Linked DNA regions of Homo sapiens: region 2 is linked to region 1. The links are chromatin loops, found by intact Hi-C in ENCODE. Cell type or tissue: PC-3. All regions are shown on one strand. Each heading gives the region's core, and the rest is flanking DNA. Links, peaks and the distances in the headings are about the cores only. Region 1 has its middle 8.8 kb from the start of RBMXL2. Region 2 overlaps SYT9 (synaptotagmin 9).

What was found. A loop is a pair of places that touch in the nucleus more often than their neighbours do. Peaks named below come from ENCODE experiments on the same cell type or tissue, not always from the same donor. Only the 100,000 strongest peaks of a DNase experiment are listed, where the experiment ranks them.
Region 2: it touches region 1 in a loop (7-fold over the local background); 14 of 110 quality-filtered maps call a loop at or near these places.

The regions. Positions count from the first base shown.
Region 1 is chr11:7,093,641-7,101,987 of GRCh38, forward strand. No RefSeq gene overlaps it. Among named protein-coding and RNA genes, the nearest start is that of RBMXL2, 8.8 kb to the left of the region's middle. In PC-3, for the core only: CTCF peaks have their summits at 4,785 (motif pointing right) and 5,006; a DNase peak (open chromatin) is centred at 4,791; H3K27me3 peaks cover 3,149 bases.
Region 2 is chr11:7,274,112-7,282,458 of GRCh38, forward strand. All of the region lies in intron 1 of SYT9 (synaptotagmin 9), which reads left to right. Among named protein-coding and RNA genes, the nearest start is that of SYT9, 26 kb to the left of the region's middle. RefSeq lists an enhancer at 925-1,426. In PC-3, for the core only: a CTCF peak has its summit at 4,394 (motif pointing left); DNase peaks (open chromatin) are centred at 4,390 and 7,160.

The DNA of each region.
Region 1 (8,347 bases), core at 127-8,126:
TAATAGCGATGAAAAACGTTTTCCAATCAACAAGCTGTTTCTGAAGAGTAATCTCCTGAATATTGAAACTATTAATAAAAACAAAGTATTAACATTAGGAAAATAAAGACTCACTGGAGTTCAGTGAGTTAATTTTAGAGATTATAGCATACAAAGGTTGTAGATCTCTCATACATATATAATACAACAGTCTCAATATTTCTTTACTGGAAATATTTTTGTAGGAAAATATGCCAGAGGTCTAGTCAATTGAGAACTCTTTATAATCACTTTCATAATGATGAGAGAGAGAGAGAGCTTATCACATGTTTTCCAGAACTCACCCACTGAGTAAAATTTAAGGAATTTGTATCTCAGTGAAAACCTTTATATTTTCTATCATGTGCTTTTCTCCGATTACTCCTGAAACCCCATCTCCTCCATATTTCCTTCCAAAATGGTTTCAGGAGTATTCAAATTGTCCATGTGGCAACTGACAGCATTACCGAATCCCCACAAGATGAAGGCTGAACATCTTCTGTTTCTGATCACAACCGGAATTCTACTGTGGCTCCTGTGACTATCTTAAAGAGTGCTAGAGGTAGAATTTTTTTTTTCCCCCATAGGGCAATAGTTCCCTTTTCCCCTTGCCTTAGGCCAAGTGAGATAGAGAAGGCTTCTCTGCTAGTGTTCCTCCTAACTGGGGCCTCTAACATTTTTCAACCTTTATGTGGTTTCCATGCCCCCTCCCTTTTAGCCTTTATTTTAAAAGTGATGTAACTTTCCTTCTTTTCCTCCATATAAATGTTCTCTCTGGGGATAGTTACTGTGTTCTCATAAATGTTTTCCTCTTTAGAATGTGTTTAAGAACTCACCAAGCAAAATAAGGCTGTATTGCTCTTGCTGTGCACACATGATATCCAATGCTCATGGCAATTTCTTTCAGAACCTACATGTTCTATTTGTGGTGAAGTTTATTCTGAAGCTAATTACTCTTACAGTGTAGCACATCTAAGAATGATTTTAAAATGATTTTGATAAATATTTTGTGAGTGACATTGAATGAACATATCAAGCACAGAAAATTAGAGGAACGACATAGCAATGATGTCCTTGTTGAATGCATCTCACTATCATATTTATTAAAGTGCTCAAGGGGAATAAAAAATATGAGGACCTATTATGAAAATTTTAGAGAAAACAGTAGGAAGAAATAGTAAAGCTTTCTCAGGTTTGAAGGCTGCTTGTTATAGTAGAGAGAGAATCTTTTGATCATATGCAGAAGCTCTCATTCTGTTATTCATGTAGCTTGGACAACTTTCTTAAAACTTTAGACCTTCCGTTTTTTTCATGTGTGGTGATAATACAGTTTCATCATATTTATGGAAGTTTTAAATAAGATGACTCATATACAGCACCCAGCACAGTGCCTGGAATGCAGTGGGGTTCGTTAAGTGGTAGTATTACGGCATTCTGCAAAGCAGTAGCACAGACTTTCCTTTGGAATTTATCATTTATATTCCTAGTAAAATTGCTTCTATACTCAAAAGTCTTCAGAAAAAGTACACTTGAGAGTTTTAATTGTATTTACTCAAGCTGCACTCATCCAGCTTGAAATCTTGGAGATATATTTGACTCTTTATAGTCCCCATTAATTTTCTGCTGCCTCTTTCTTCTTCACCTCTTCAGTTGAGGGGACCAGAACTTCCACCATGGGCTCAGTGCCCCATTCCTAACCAGTCAGAAGTAAAGCAGGTTGATGTTATTATAAAGGCTTGATTCCTTCTTATCTGTTAGGGTTTAGAATTATTGCTCTCTGGCATAATTGGCTTAGACTCAATTTTGCCCCAGAAATAAAGTGCCTAGTGCAGTGCCTAGATTTTTAAAAAATGTAGCTGTTTTTATTGTTATTTACAGTTGACTCAGGCTTTGGGGCACCTAGAGAAATCTCTGAGTTGAAGAGTGTAGTAATTTAGAATAAGTAATATGTAATCTTGTAGACCTGAATTTAAATCCTGTGTCCACCATTCACCAACTGTGATCTTGGTCGGGTTACTTAATTACTCTTTGTGTTTTTTTCCCCTTACCTATAAAATAGGGTCAAGAATGCTCCCCTCATGAGATTGGTTGTCTATCTATCCATTTATTCATTGAATCTAATTTTTATTTATGTAGTACCCACCAAATGGCAAACGCTGTGCTAATATCACGCCAACTAAGGCAAACAGAAAAGCAGCACCAAGATCACAGTTAGTGAATGATCTTGGTCAGGTTGCTCTTTGTTTTTTTCCCTTATCTATAAAATAGGGACAAGAATGCAATCATACTTATTGGCCAGATTAATATTCATTAAGGACGATTCACAGAGACAGTGGAGTAGTACTTGCTAGTTGCCCAGATGCATTCTGTGGGAATACACAGAGATTTAGCATGACTGGACTTCAGCTTTGGGAGAGGAACTCCCACATTTGGGCTGTGGGGCTTTTGAGTTGCATAATATAGGAGATTCCAGCCCCTACCCTGGAATAATTAGGGGTTAGGATATAATAGCAATATGTCATGGCAGAAATAGCTATAACCCTGTCACTTCAGTGCTCGTGGTTGTGGATTTGCAGGAGTTGAGGACTTGATAATAACATCAGTCTGCCCTAGACAGGTTGACAATGGGTCACTGAACCTTGCAGTCAACAGCTGGAGAAGGGAGAGACAGTAGAATATAAATGGGGCTGAGAAGAACATGTTTTTTGTGAATAATACTTTTATCTAAGGTGGTAAAGGGCTGGAGTCAAAGTCTTGTAATTGAAGCTGTATGGCAGCAAAGCAAACTAGAGGCAGGACTTGCTACATCAGCATTCAAGATTGAGAATGTACTAACATTATAGCTGCAGGGGTAACTGTGGCCCAGGCTGTGCAGCTGACCATGATTGACTGCATTAAAAATGGGCTAAAAGCAGCTTTCAGTGAAATTTGCAGAAGGCCAATCCTTTCCAGGATGCCAATCTACTGAGGATTAGTTTTGGATAAATTAATCCTTGTCTCTTAGCTAAGCAATGGAGACATATTGGTGAGCCAAAGTAGACATTGTTAATCCTCACATGGAACAGTGTTCAAAAGGTAAGATAGACTGGTTAAATTGTCATACAAAAAGCAACATTTTAACCATGACAAGCACTATGAAAGAGAGATACATAGCACTATGAGACATGTTTTTAAAAGCTTGATGTAGTATAACAGGGATCCCCAACTCCTGGGCCAGGAACTGGGCTGCACAGCAGGAGCTGAGTGGTGGACGAGCTGGCAAAGCTTCATCTGTATTTACAGCCGCTCCCATCACTTGCATTACCACCTGAGTTCCACCTCCTTTGAGATCAGCAGCAGCATTAGATTCTTACAGGAGCATGAGCCCTATTGTGAACTGCACATGTGAGGGACCTAGGTTGCATGCTCCTTATGAGAGTCTAATAGTTGATGATCTGTCACTGTCTCCCATCACCTCCAGTTGGGACCATCTAGTTGCAGGAAAACAAGCCCAGGGCCTCCACTGATTCTACTTATGGTGAGTTGTATAATTAATTCATTATGTATTACAATGTAATAATAGTAGAAATAAAGTGCACAATAAATGTAATGTGCTTGAATCATCATAAAACTATCTCCCCCGACTCCCTGGTCCCTGGAAAAGTTGTCTTCCACAAAATTGGTCCCTGGTGCCAAAAAGCTTGGGGACCACTATATATAGGACACCTAGAGAATGCATCCTTAAGTGATAATTGAACTAAGATGTGAAGGATGTATAAGAGCTAAATTTCTGTGAAAATTAAATGAGATAATATATAAAAAAGCATGTAGCACATAGTAACCCTCAGTGAATGAAGACTGATTTTCTTATACCTATTCTCTTTTGACATCAAGGTAGTTTTCGCTGGGAGTTTGTGCTATATAAATAAAGGTGAAGGAATGCAGGTGAATTACTAACAGACACTAATTTAAGAGAGCATATCTTGAGGTTGATTACCAGGAGAGGGGAAATGAGAAACACAGAATGTGAATCAACAAATAGGAGAGGCAAATAATGTGAGATCAGTTCAAGGTCAAACTAGTAAGAAAAAAACAGATGAAATGAAGAAGTTGGGAAAAAGACAAGTATTGGCTGGATTAATGCCCTGGGAGTAACTACTGATACCCCCTTTAAAGTCTCAGAGCCAAGTTCACAGATAAAGTAGCTTTTAAAGGTATCAGGGTTGTTTGAATCTGAGATGAATCAGACCCTCTTTATCCTTCAGGCACTCATAGTTTAGTGTGGGTAACATTTTTCTGCATAAACTACCTAAAATGCAAAACAGAGCAAGAAATGTTATCAAATAGGCATGGGCAATGTGCTAAGCAAACCAATTAATTCTGATGAGGAGGCTTTCCAGAGGTGGTAAAATTTCAAGATATTCCATGAAACAGGGAAACTCCTCTTTCATTTGTGTATGTTATCCACTTTAAATACAGCTAGGTTCATTTGTTTCTATTTGTAATTAATTTTAGGAGTGTCTTCATCTTGTTGATTTTATATCCCATCTCTGCTAATTTACATGGAAACTATTGAAACTTCTGAAGATGGGAGTGATTATCTGAGCTGCAGTTTGGCACCTGAGAGATGGACCGAAGAGAAAGGTTGGAGGGAGAGAGCCATCTAAACATACTAAGGCTTGCATTTTTATTTGTATTTAAAATTGCCCTAGTTGATTAAGAAGCTGAGTGGAGGAAAGCATGCTTCCTGACACGGAACAGAAGTTACCATATGATAACAGTCCACTAGATGTCACTAAAAGCTCAAGGATTGGTGCTTTATGTTTCCTTTCTTGAACCTGCCCCTTGGAACTTGAACTCTAGGGTCTGTGGATTTAGGCTAGGTGCTGCTTATGCTTTTAACTGGAAATCCCCATATAATCAGGTACTGCAAGTTATGTACAGTTGAAAAGACCAGAAGTATATCCAAGTATATATAAGCATTCAAATTGGTGGGAAAAGTAATTCAATAACTGATGCTGATTTAATTGGCTAACCACTTTGGAAAAAAGTCCTAATGATTTTGATCATTATACACCAAAATGAGTTCTAGGTGGATTAACTTTTTTTAGGTAGGATTTTAACTTTTTTTTTTAAGTGTGGTAAAATACATATGACAAAATTTACCATCTTAGCCATTTTTAAGTGTACAAGTTTAGTGGCATTAAGTACATTCACATGGTTATGCTGCCATCACCACCATCCATCCATAGAACTCTTTTCAACTTGCAAAATTGTGGATTAATTTTTTTTTTTTAATTGAGATGGAGTTTCGCTCTGTCACCCAGGCTGGAGTGCAGTGGTGTGATCTCGGCTCACTGCAACCTCCGCCTCCCGGGTTCAACCAATTCTCCTGCCTCAGTCTCCTGAGTAGCTGGGATTATAGGCATGTGCCACCACACCTGGCTAATTTTTGTATTTTTAGCAGGGACGGGGTTTATCATGTTGGTCAGGCTGGTGATCCGCCTGCCTCGGCCTCCCAAAGTGCTGGAGATTACAGGAGTGAGCCACTGTGCTCAGCCAGATTAACTTTTTAAATGTAAAAATAGAAACAACAAAAAGTTTAGAAGAAGATCTATTTGTGTTTTTATATAATTGAGTTTTGGAAAATTTTTCTAAGCCCAACAGTAAAGGAGGTATCAAAAGTTATATATTGATAAATTTTATTACCTAAAGATTAAAATTTTGTTTACATCTAAATGCCTCAAAGTTTATTCATTTATTATATATATGAATAATTTATCATATATTCATTATGATGTGGTTATAGGACTTGCTGGTTTTCAGCTATGGAGCTGCTGTCAGTTCCTAGGGACCTCCCACAATTCCTTGCCATGTGCTCCTCTCACATGTCCTTTTACAATATGGCAGTTTATTTCTTTTATGCCATAGCATAAAAGCTCAGATCTCTCTTTTATGATATCAATCTAAGTAGCTCAGTTCTCACCCTAAAGTTTTAGGAAAAATTAATAAATAAGGAGTATTCACTCTCTAATAAGCATGCATATTATAGAAAAATATGTAATGAGAAGCAGAAATACATTAAAAATTAGTGTATAGATTACTTAACAAAGATAAAGCCCACACAACATCTAGTTTCATCCAATATGTTAATACCTTTTTATAACTCCCTCTTTGTACTTCCTCCATGGAAAAGATACATGGGTAGGACATGAGGACATCCTGGATATTTGGTATGGCGTTCTTTGCTGGGTACTGACTATTTTTAATTATTTTGACCATTAGCTTCCTTACAGTTAGCATATTATCACTTAACTTGACAGTTGTTTTGAATTAAGAAATCTCACAATCAATCTTGAATTGGAACTGATATGTGTGCTTTTAAAAACAAAATCTATAGTGTTGTTTGGTATCAAATCCAGAGTTAAGCTCAGCTTTGTCAGAATGTTGGGGCATACTTCCTTCACAATGGCTGCTTTCTAGTGGCAGTTGTCAGGGTATAACTTGAGGTTAAACCATTCTCAGTGTTCCATTCCCTGGTTTAATCATGCCCTTACCTGAATCCTTCAACTACCTCACAGGCAGCAATTCATTGACTCCTATCTGGTATGAGATTGTAAACTGAAAGATGTCCTGATTTCCCCGTTACAAGATGATATTGTCTTCTGTTTTATCCATCAGCTATCTTTATCAGTAACACCAGAAAATTATATATAATATGATTTTATCTCTAGTCTCAAATTTGTGCTGATGAACTTAATCATCATAATGTTCTTATTTTCATTTGTGTTTTGTCTTATTATGTGGCCACAAATACATAGACAGTGTATGTGGTTTTAGCCTTCCATTGTATCTGGAAATTTAATTGTTATAAGCCTTTTCTTGTAGACCTTATTCTGTATTTGTATGAGATTCTAAACCTTCTACAGTGGCTACAATTTTGTTGGTCCCTATCAAAATCAGAGATCTGGGAAAACAAACCATAATGTTTATATTTTCCATTAGGGGAAACGTTCTTGGGAAAGTAATCACTCTGGGTATTTAGACAGCCTGGAAATGCAGTTCCACTTTTCAGATGCTTACTGGTTTCCACGAAAATGTTCATTCCATGAAAATGTTCCGTTGAGGCGGAATGAAGGGGCTCGTGACAGGGAACCACTGTGTGCTTGGCGTTGTCCTCAGCCTTCTGTTCACTCATTTAGTATAGACCAGTATATACTACTGGCTGAGCATGGTTCTGAAGGGTAGAAATGCAAATATGAGACACTAATTATGATCTCTATCTTTGAGGATTTATTTCTCAGCCTTGTGAGGAAGAAAAACACTAACTAGAAATTGCAATCCAACTCACATATGAGTACAAATGAAAACACTTCATCCTGGAAGCAGAAAATACGCTTCTGCTTTGGAATAGAAGCAAAATTGAAGACTAGAAGTGAACCTGAAAAGAAGGCAGAAGTGAAGTAGGATCTGCATAAACTGTTACATGTTTTCTCTTTTATGTCCAGTTAAATATTTTTGACAGTAGAACTGCAAAAATACTTAACATTGAATTGAAGAATTTCTTTGTAGAAGTGTTGAAGAAACACCATTTCTCTGATTTAAGGAAGTCATAAATATATTTGAATGTTTGATATTCTAAAATTGTTTAGTAATATTAGTTTTCACTAAATGGATTTTATGACCTCAGTCATAACACTGCTTTATTTACTTTTATTATTTCCAGTGGAGTAAACACTCCACATATAACTAATATATTTGGAATAACTCCTCTGTCCTTCATTTGTTTTAGGAAGGATTAGAACAAAGCTAGATTTAGGATCCTCGCGGGAGGGGTGTGCTTTACTGAAACACTCATTTGATTTTATAAATGTTTCTAGATATCCAGGAGAGATGGAATTAACCAGTCCTCAGCTCCTTAAGGATGTAAGTGCTGGCTAACCAGAACAATAACTATCAAATTAAAAATAGCGGTGAAGCGGTACTCAATCTAGGGCTAATCCAGTACTATGGCAACAAGCACTATTCTTGGCCCTAGTGAGGGACAGGTACTGCTCCTCCTAATCATTTTGGGTTGCTCTTTCCCCAGTCTCAGATAGCTTCCTCACACATTTGCATGAATCAATACTTGGCTAAATATTCTAGGTGGACTCTCTGGAGATGTCTGGAGTTTTTTCTTAGTGCAGCCTCTTTTCTCTGTTACTCTGGCCTGCAAATGGTAGCACCTTTTTTCCCTTCTGAACTGTTGTCTTTCTATCTTCAACTAAGGTTATCAGCCAAGCTCTGCCTGAGTTCTTCCTCCCTGATTTCCATAAAAATGGATATTTTAATGGAAAAATATAATTCATAG
Region 2 (8,347 bases), core at 75-8,074, 180 kb after region 1:
CTGTTTGAGATAAAGTCTTGTGACAAGTTTATTACCTGCTGTGCTATGTAGAACTGCCTTTGATTAGTCAGAGCCTGACTTTTCTTTTCCTTCCAGTGGAGCCCCCTCATTAAGGCATTTCAAGCTTAGTTGACTAAATTCATGTTTCTGTAATACACATCAGTCATGATTCTACACTCTTTCCTTATATCTGTGTGAAGTTCATCTTTTTTTTTTTTTTTTTTTTGACAGAGTCTTACTCTGTTGCCTAGGCTGCAGTGCAGTGGCACGATCTTGGCTCACTGCAACCTCTGCCTCCGGGTTCAAGCGATTCTCCTGCCTCAGCCTCCCGAGTAGCTGGGATTACAGGTGTGCACCACCATGCCCAGCTAATTTTTTGTATTTTCAGTAGAGATGGGGTTTCGCCATGTTGGCCAGGCTGGTCTCAAACTCCTGACCTCACGTGATCCACCCACCTCAGCCTCAGGAAGTGTTGGGATTATAGGCATGAGCCACTGTGCCTGGCCAAGTTCATGTTTTAATGATGTTAGTTTATTTAGTTAGTTTCTTCCTATACAGCTGGGCCCTTCTCTTCATCACTATGCAGGTCTTCCTTTTCTTCACTTCTCACCCAACCTGATGCATAGAAATGGACCTCAGCTTGAACTTTTGGAACTGATGCTGTATAGTATAGATGGAAGAATGAGGAGTTTTCCCTTACAGGATGCAGCAGCCACACATAAGGCCATCTGCTCAGAAAACCTAGCAGTGGGTCCCCAACCTCTTCCTCATGGCCACGTTCCTCAGTCAACAAGCATTATTTGAAGTTTTGGTTACAATGTTTTCCATCACACCTGATTCTTCACACAGATTTTGGGAGAGCTTCCTGGAAGCCACAACCCACTGGAGTGAGGAATGCTAGGTGATCTAGTATCTCCATCCTGGCCTTGTAAAGTTTGGGTTGTTGGTTGGAATTAGTTCTTGCACACCAAGACTGCACAGAGCCAGCTAGCAGAGTGTGCAGGGCCTCTGAGCCAGTTCTGGGTGTGCTCCTTGTCCACCAGCCCTGCTCCAGCAGATTCTCCCTGACTAGCCAGCTATGAACTTTGCCAGTGTAGTTATTCTCTCTACTACCTCTCCCCTCTCCAAATGGTGTCTTCCTCTTCACAGCCACACTGCTCATAAAATAGATTTCCTCCCCCACCTTCTCCAAACCACCTTAGTCCAATTCCCACACCCACCACTTCTCTGAGGCTGCTGTAACTACAGCCATCAATGACCTGCTAATTGCTAATCCCAGTGGACACATTTCAGTGGTTGGAATCCTGCTGTGTTTGAAACAGTGATTACTGCTTCCTGTTCTCTTGAATTTGCAACACCAAATCCCATTCTATTTTCTTTCATGGGTTTCTTTTCTTCTACTTGCCCCTTAAATGTTGGCATTTTTTATATTACTGTGACCCATTTCTTCTGTCACTTATGCATTTTTCCCAAGTTGTCCTCTCCAATCCTAGAACATACCAGCCTTCAATATACTGATAATTCAAGATTCATATTCCAGCCCAGACTGCTGAAGTTCAGACCTGTATATCTAGCCACCTCCTGGACATCTCCATTTGCATAGATGAAGGAGCCTCTAAATCAATGTGTCCACAACCCAAGTTCATTCTGGCCTTTCCACTTGCTGCTGTTCCTCCACCTGAAATGTTTTTCTCACAGGCCCCGCGTGGCTCACTGCTCACTTCATTTATCCTCTCTGTTCAGTCAGCACCTTCCCCAAAAGTCCCCATATGTGCCTTTTCCTTCCCTGGCTTTATTTCTCTTCAGATCATATGTGTCTGAATCTATATAATATTTGTTACTTGTTTATTGTTTGCGCCTCACCCCCAACTAGAATGTAAGCTCTATTTATCTGTCTTGTTCACTATTATGTTTGAGCCAATTTCTGGTGTCCAAATATTAAGTGAGTGAATACACCATCCCCCACCCCCAGACTGATTTCTGTATGTTTTATCTTCATGGGTGACACCAGTCCCACCCTCAGTCACTCAGGTTGGAAATTTGGAGTTATACTAGAAACTTCTTTTACCATCACCACATCCTCACTTTCCCATATCCAACAGTCACCAGTTCCCGCCAGTTTTATCTCGTAATAATTTCTCAGATCTGTCTTCTATCTCTGTCCCTATGATCACCTTATTTCCAGCCATCAGACCTCTCTTCTGTCTTATTGCACCTCTTAATGTGCTTCCTGCCTCAGTTTTTAACCACCCAAATCCAGCCTCAATGGAAGCCAGAGTGGTCTTTCTAAAAAGCAGATGTGACCCTGCTGTTTTCCTATGTGAAACTCTTCAGTGGGCCCATTCAACTATGGGATCAAGTCTAAGCTCTTTAGCATGACACGTGAGAATATGGTGGAATAAGGTGGAATGAATCTGGTGGAATAAGGTGCACCCCTTGCGTTAGACTAACTGCAGGGTGTGCCCCACAGTTTCCTGCCTCCATTCTTAAGCTGTCCCCTCAGCCTAAAATGATTGTCTTTCCCCTCTGCCTTCCCCCTCCTGGTGGATTCTCCCTCATCATTCTTTTAAGCATCAGTTTTGGGGTCACCTAAACTCCCTGTGCTCTTTTGCATTTTCCTTAGCACTGTACCTATACTTAAAACATTATCTGCCAGCCAGGCACAGTGGCACATGCCTATAATCCCAGCAATTTGGGAAGCCAAGGCGGGTGGATCACGAGGTCAGGTGTTCGAGACCAGCCTGGCCAACATAGCGAAACCTCATCTCTACTAAAAATACGAAAAAAAAAAAAATAGCTGGGTGTGGTGGCAGGCGCCTGTAATCCCAGCTACTCGGGAGGCTGAGGAAGGAGAATTGCTTGAACCTGGGAAGTGGAGGTTGCAGTGAGCCGAGATCGCGCCACTGCACTCCAGCCCAGGTGACAGTACGAGACTCTATCTCAAAAAACAAAAAACAAACAAACAAACAAACAAACATTATCTGCCATGTGTCTGCCTCCTTCATTAGATCAGATTGGAACTCACTGAGGGAAAGGACTGTGTATTATTTATCTTTTTATTCTCTTCATCTAACTCCATGACTGAAACATAGTGAGGATTTGATAAACGTTTGAATAAATGAAAGAATAATGAATGACCCATCGAGATAGATTTCTGGCTGAATTCTGGTCATTGTCATCAAGTTATGGCATAAAATTACATTTCCAAAATCTGAAAAATATTAGTGTAATCTGCAAAATGTGAATTCATTATGTGCTGTGTGTTACTGAACATTGCATTGTTGCTTTTCAGCAAGTGCTCATGTCTTACTTTCCCTGTTGTCCTATTAAGTTCAAAAGTCGACTTAACAAAATCTAAACAGAAAAAAGAGAATGGGGGAATAGGAACAAGAGAAGATTACATCCATTTTTTTTTGTCTTATGAATTTGAAGCATTTTCTCAAATGTGAAGAAAAGGGCACTTTTTCAGCAGTAAAGTAATTGTGTTTTTATTATAAAGTGTATTATGTTAGGCATGTGGGCAATATGACTCAATGAATAGTTCTTCAGGATTAGTGTATGCCTAGTTGAAACTTAATGCTCTTTCCCTCAGCATGCATGTAGGATCTGAATTTTCACTGTGAAAGCAAATGCTCCTGTTGGAGACCTTTATCATCAACTTGTTGGAATTCATGCCTAGAATATTTTAAGTTGAACAATTCTATCACAGTGGCATGCATAGATTGCTGAGAAAGGCACAGTGCTAATGATGCTGTAGACATCTTAAAAGCTAGGAATGCTCCATGTAATGTAGATGGCAGAGAAAATGAAGTGTGCCAGTCTGTTTTCTGTTGCTTATAACAAAATATCTGAAACTGAGTAATTTCTAAAGAAAAGGAATTTATTTTTTACAGTTATAGAGGCTGGAAAGTCCAAGGTTGAGAGGTCACATATGATGAGAATCTTCTTGCCAGTGGGAACTTTCTGAAGAGTCCCAAGGTGGTGTAAGGACCCAGAAATTTCTGATCTTCTTCTACATCTAATTGCCCTGGGTCGAGGCAGGGTATCACAGGGCAAGGGGGCTGAGCATGCTAATGTGTTAGCTCAGGCCTCTCTTCTTCTTATAAAGCAATCACTTCCCCTCCCATGATAACCTATTAATCCATTAGCCCATTAATCCATAAATAACAAATTCATTCATGAAGACAGAGCCCATATCATCCAATCACCTCTTTTAAAGGCCCCCACCTCTCAATACTACCAGATTGGTGATTAAGTTTCAACATGAGTTTTGGAGGAGACATTCAAACCATAGCAACCAATCCCAAACTGAGGTAAGTGAAGCTGCACAGTGGTTTTAAAACTGTTTTACTGAGCCCTAAGATTCTGCAACATTGTCTTGGGGCCACCTACAGGTGGACTTAAGAAGTGAAACTGAAGCTGCCCCTCATTCCCACTGCAAAGAGCAGTAACTCTGGTACCTGGTTTAAAGAGGGTGGTTCTTTATTACATTTTACTTGATATTTGACTTGATTTAGTTGAATATAACTGTTGTTGTGTTCTATAATACGGAGAAAATTTTGAATGAATAAAACTAGGTATAGTTTTAAGTAGCAAGATTCCGAGTAGCTTAAGAGGATTAAAAAACAAGGAAGATATTTTAGATTCTCACATTCTAATTCTTACAAGTGGAGAAGAAGGGGAGACTGCGTTAACTTGGAAACTAATACTGATGAGCACAAATGTAAAGGGTTATGAGCACACAAATGAAGGGTCCATGCACTACACCTAGGAACTTTAAGGAGGCATATTCTGTGAAGATATTTTCAGGAGTGCTGATACCCAGAAAGAATTGGTGTTTTGGAAACATCTAGAGAATAGTCAAAAATGTATGTTAATTTATGTTTGAATCAGGAAGGAAGATATCTCTCTGCCTAGGGAGAGGGAGTAATGATAACAGATGCCAGAAAACATCCAACAGAGGCAGGAGCAATGCCAGCAGATAAAGTTGGGGAGCTGGCCCAGTTCTCAACAGTGGAGGGTATGTGGACCCTAGAAACTCAAGGCTTGTGAGCTTGGTGTCCATCTCTGGCAAAGTCCTAAGCCAATTTAGCAGATGGTTTGAGAGCACTAAGGAAAGATGCTGGAGAGTTAGCTTAGTAAAACAAAGTCTTGGTAAACTTCCATGCTTCTCTTATTGATAGAGTCTGTCTTGACTTCAGCAATATTTTTATTGGGCAGTTTATGATAACCAATATGTCTTTTTTTCCGTTGAGAACAAAAAAACTGACTCAAGGAAAGAATAGGAGGGGTGAAGCTCATGCCAGAGAAGCAGGAAGATACTTCCTTATGGGCAGCTTGATGGAGCCACATAGAATCTGCTTAAGGCAGCGGGAAGCTTAGATAATCTACCAGCTCTAGGTGCAGAGTGTCCCCTAATACTGCATTTCCCCAACTGAGAACCATGACCACCTCCCGCCTTCAGAGATACTTTGGGGTATTTATTTAAAATGCCCCATCCAGAATCATGATCTCTGGAGGCATAGCCCAGGAATCTATACTTTTAACAAGCTTCCCAAATACTTACCAAGCACATATAAATTTTAGAACCGTTGCTTCAAAGATAAGATTATTTGCTGTGAGGAAAGCTACCCAGTTAGAGAAACAGAGAAAGTCTTTAGTTGTTTCATAAGCAGGTTCATTTTTTATATATGATTGTGACCCAGAAATTTCTGATCTTCCTCTACATCTAATTGCCCTGGGTCAAGCCCAACCCAAATGCCATCTGGTGACAGCCACTTATGCTGCAAAAGCAGAGCTGATGAGGCAAATCTTTTGAGCAGTAAAATGGGATTTTGCATCAGGTAAAGACCTTAGGTGAAGAGCAATGAGGCATACTGAAAGAAACTTAGTTCTACACAATTCCTTGAGAAACTCAGTCTCCATGCTGCCTGGATTGGGGGCAGGGATGTATCAGTACATCTGTAAACAACTAATTCTCCAGAATAGAAAAGGTATGCATAAATATACACGCATACGTTTATTTTAAGTGTTACTCATATAAATGCTGTGCGGTGCACAATTCATAATAAAATACACATTGCATTTTATTGATTACATTACAATTGATTCTCACAGAATGCTTTTCTTGATTTTTGTCAAACTCCTGTATCCATAGCAACCTTAGGTTGCAGCTGACAAATGAGTGTAGGCCCAACAAGCCTGTTGGTTGATAGCTTCATTTATATGAACAAGTAAGAGGAAAGTAAAACAATGACACATGTCAGAACTTCACTTATTCATCAATAATCTGAGCAACTTCTTGAATCAGATAATAGTTTTTTAATATTGGAAGAATATGTCCTCAATATTTTGTGCTGTTTACAAAGTAATGTCTACAGACAAGACACACTTTTCATCTGTTATTTACATTTTCTCCAGCACTATCGTAAGACTTTCATAAAACGTCACTTTCAGAAGACCTTAACAAAATAATAAATAAAACCTTGGTTTGTGGTGTTTGCAAGTTTTGTGGTATAAGTGCTCCCAGCCTGGCTGTTTTCAAGCTACCAATAAGATATTGCTGACCGTGGAGCTGGGAAGAGATGTGCAGTAGTGCATCAATATCTGGTATTTCCAGGTGGAGAAGAAGGGATACTATAGATGTAAGTACTATAGATGTAAGTAAGATACTATAGACGTAAGTGGAGAAGAAGAAGATACTAGAGATGTAAGTAACACTGAGAGCATAGACAATAAATTGTAGTTAAATGAGTAGGAAATGATAACTTTTGAGAATCATCTTTGAATATCACCTTTGACTTTTGAATATTACCTTTGTTTTCAGCATAGTTTATTGAATTTTACATTTATATAATTTAGTTTTTCATGGTGGCTGTGTTTAATAATCAGCTCTCAAAATTCCTGAAAATTTAAGTTGATTCTTATGAGCTTCTGTGAGCTGAGTCTAATTCACTACTGAATGGGCAGATTTTCTGAACTCACAGATATGTGACGGGGTTATATCCCTGCTTTTATGCAGGAGCATATGTATGATACTCAGGCACATTTCTATATTTGCATACAAATGCAGCTCCTCTAAACCAGAGCATAACAGTATCATGTCTGACAAATGTGTCCTGCCCCTGGGCATCACAATGAGAGGAATTCCTAAACAGATGAGATCAGATCCAATAGAACAGGTTTCCTCTGTCATGTCTGGGAAACTATTTATGACTCATACTCTTTGCCAGCTCTGTGTTTTGCATCAGTAGATATTCTGACATGTAAAGGTACCCCTCTCATGTTGCATCCTACTGATTTCAGCAAAACTGTTTTTGATACCTTGACACTTTCTACAAGCCCTTCAGAATACAGTGATGTTATGATATTACTGCTTTTTACATTTCCACTTCCTTTCTTCTACACCTGTTCTGTAAAAGGGTATTCAGTTTGCAATTAAAATTCGATGGCAGCCTAGCTGTGGCCATGAGAGTAGATTTTTGGAGCCATTTACACAAAGCCAGATATAGAATTTATTTGATGTGTAAAAATTTTTGGAGCTGAAAGTTTGAGACTATCTGCCACATAGAAAGATATGAGGATTTGAGCCACCACTTTTGTGTAAATTCTTATTAAAAACAGACAGTGCTGTGCAAGGTTGTTTCTTGGATAGAATTTTTGGATGGTAATAGAATAAGCTATATACTTCTAGTGCACAATTATTTTCTCTCTTCCTGTTTTCTCGCTGTTATGCTTGTAAGCAAATTGTTAAATAAGTTCATTCTGCTCCCCAAGAGCATTTCCAGAAGTGTCTTGGAACTTCCCACTGTAGGTACCTGGGCTCTATCAGTATTTTCTGTACTGACCTTTGTAATTATGACACAGGGGATACTTAAACAGGACTTTGCTTGCCAAACAAATATAAACACAAAATTGCTTTAAGTTGCTAACTGTTCTTCCTGCTGTGGACATTGGCCATGACCCAGCAACTTGGCTGCTATTTCAGCCATAAGAGATTTTCTGTAGGTCCTCAAATACTATCTCAAGTAAAAATTCTTATGGAGTCCACTCATTCCAGGTTAGGGTAAGAAAACTTTTCTCCTAATAATGTAATAAAATTTTACTTTATAAAATGAAAATAAGCAACATTCTTTCATATTATAAAGAACATAACATAAAACCAAATAATCTTTTGGCTGAGAGGAAATGCCAAACCCATTTCAGAACATTTATGTTATTTTTCCATGCTCTCTTCAAGCCAAGTTGATTGCATACAAATCTCCTAAGGGGATGTGCAACTGATTCCATGGTCCTGGCTCAGGGCAAAAAAAATGGAACCATGACTGAGGGGTTTTATAAAATATCC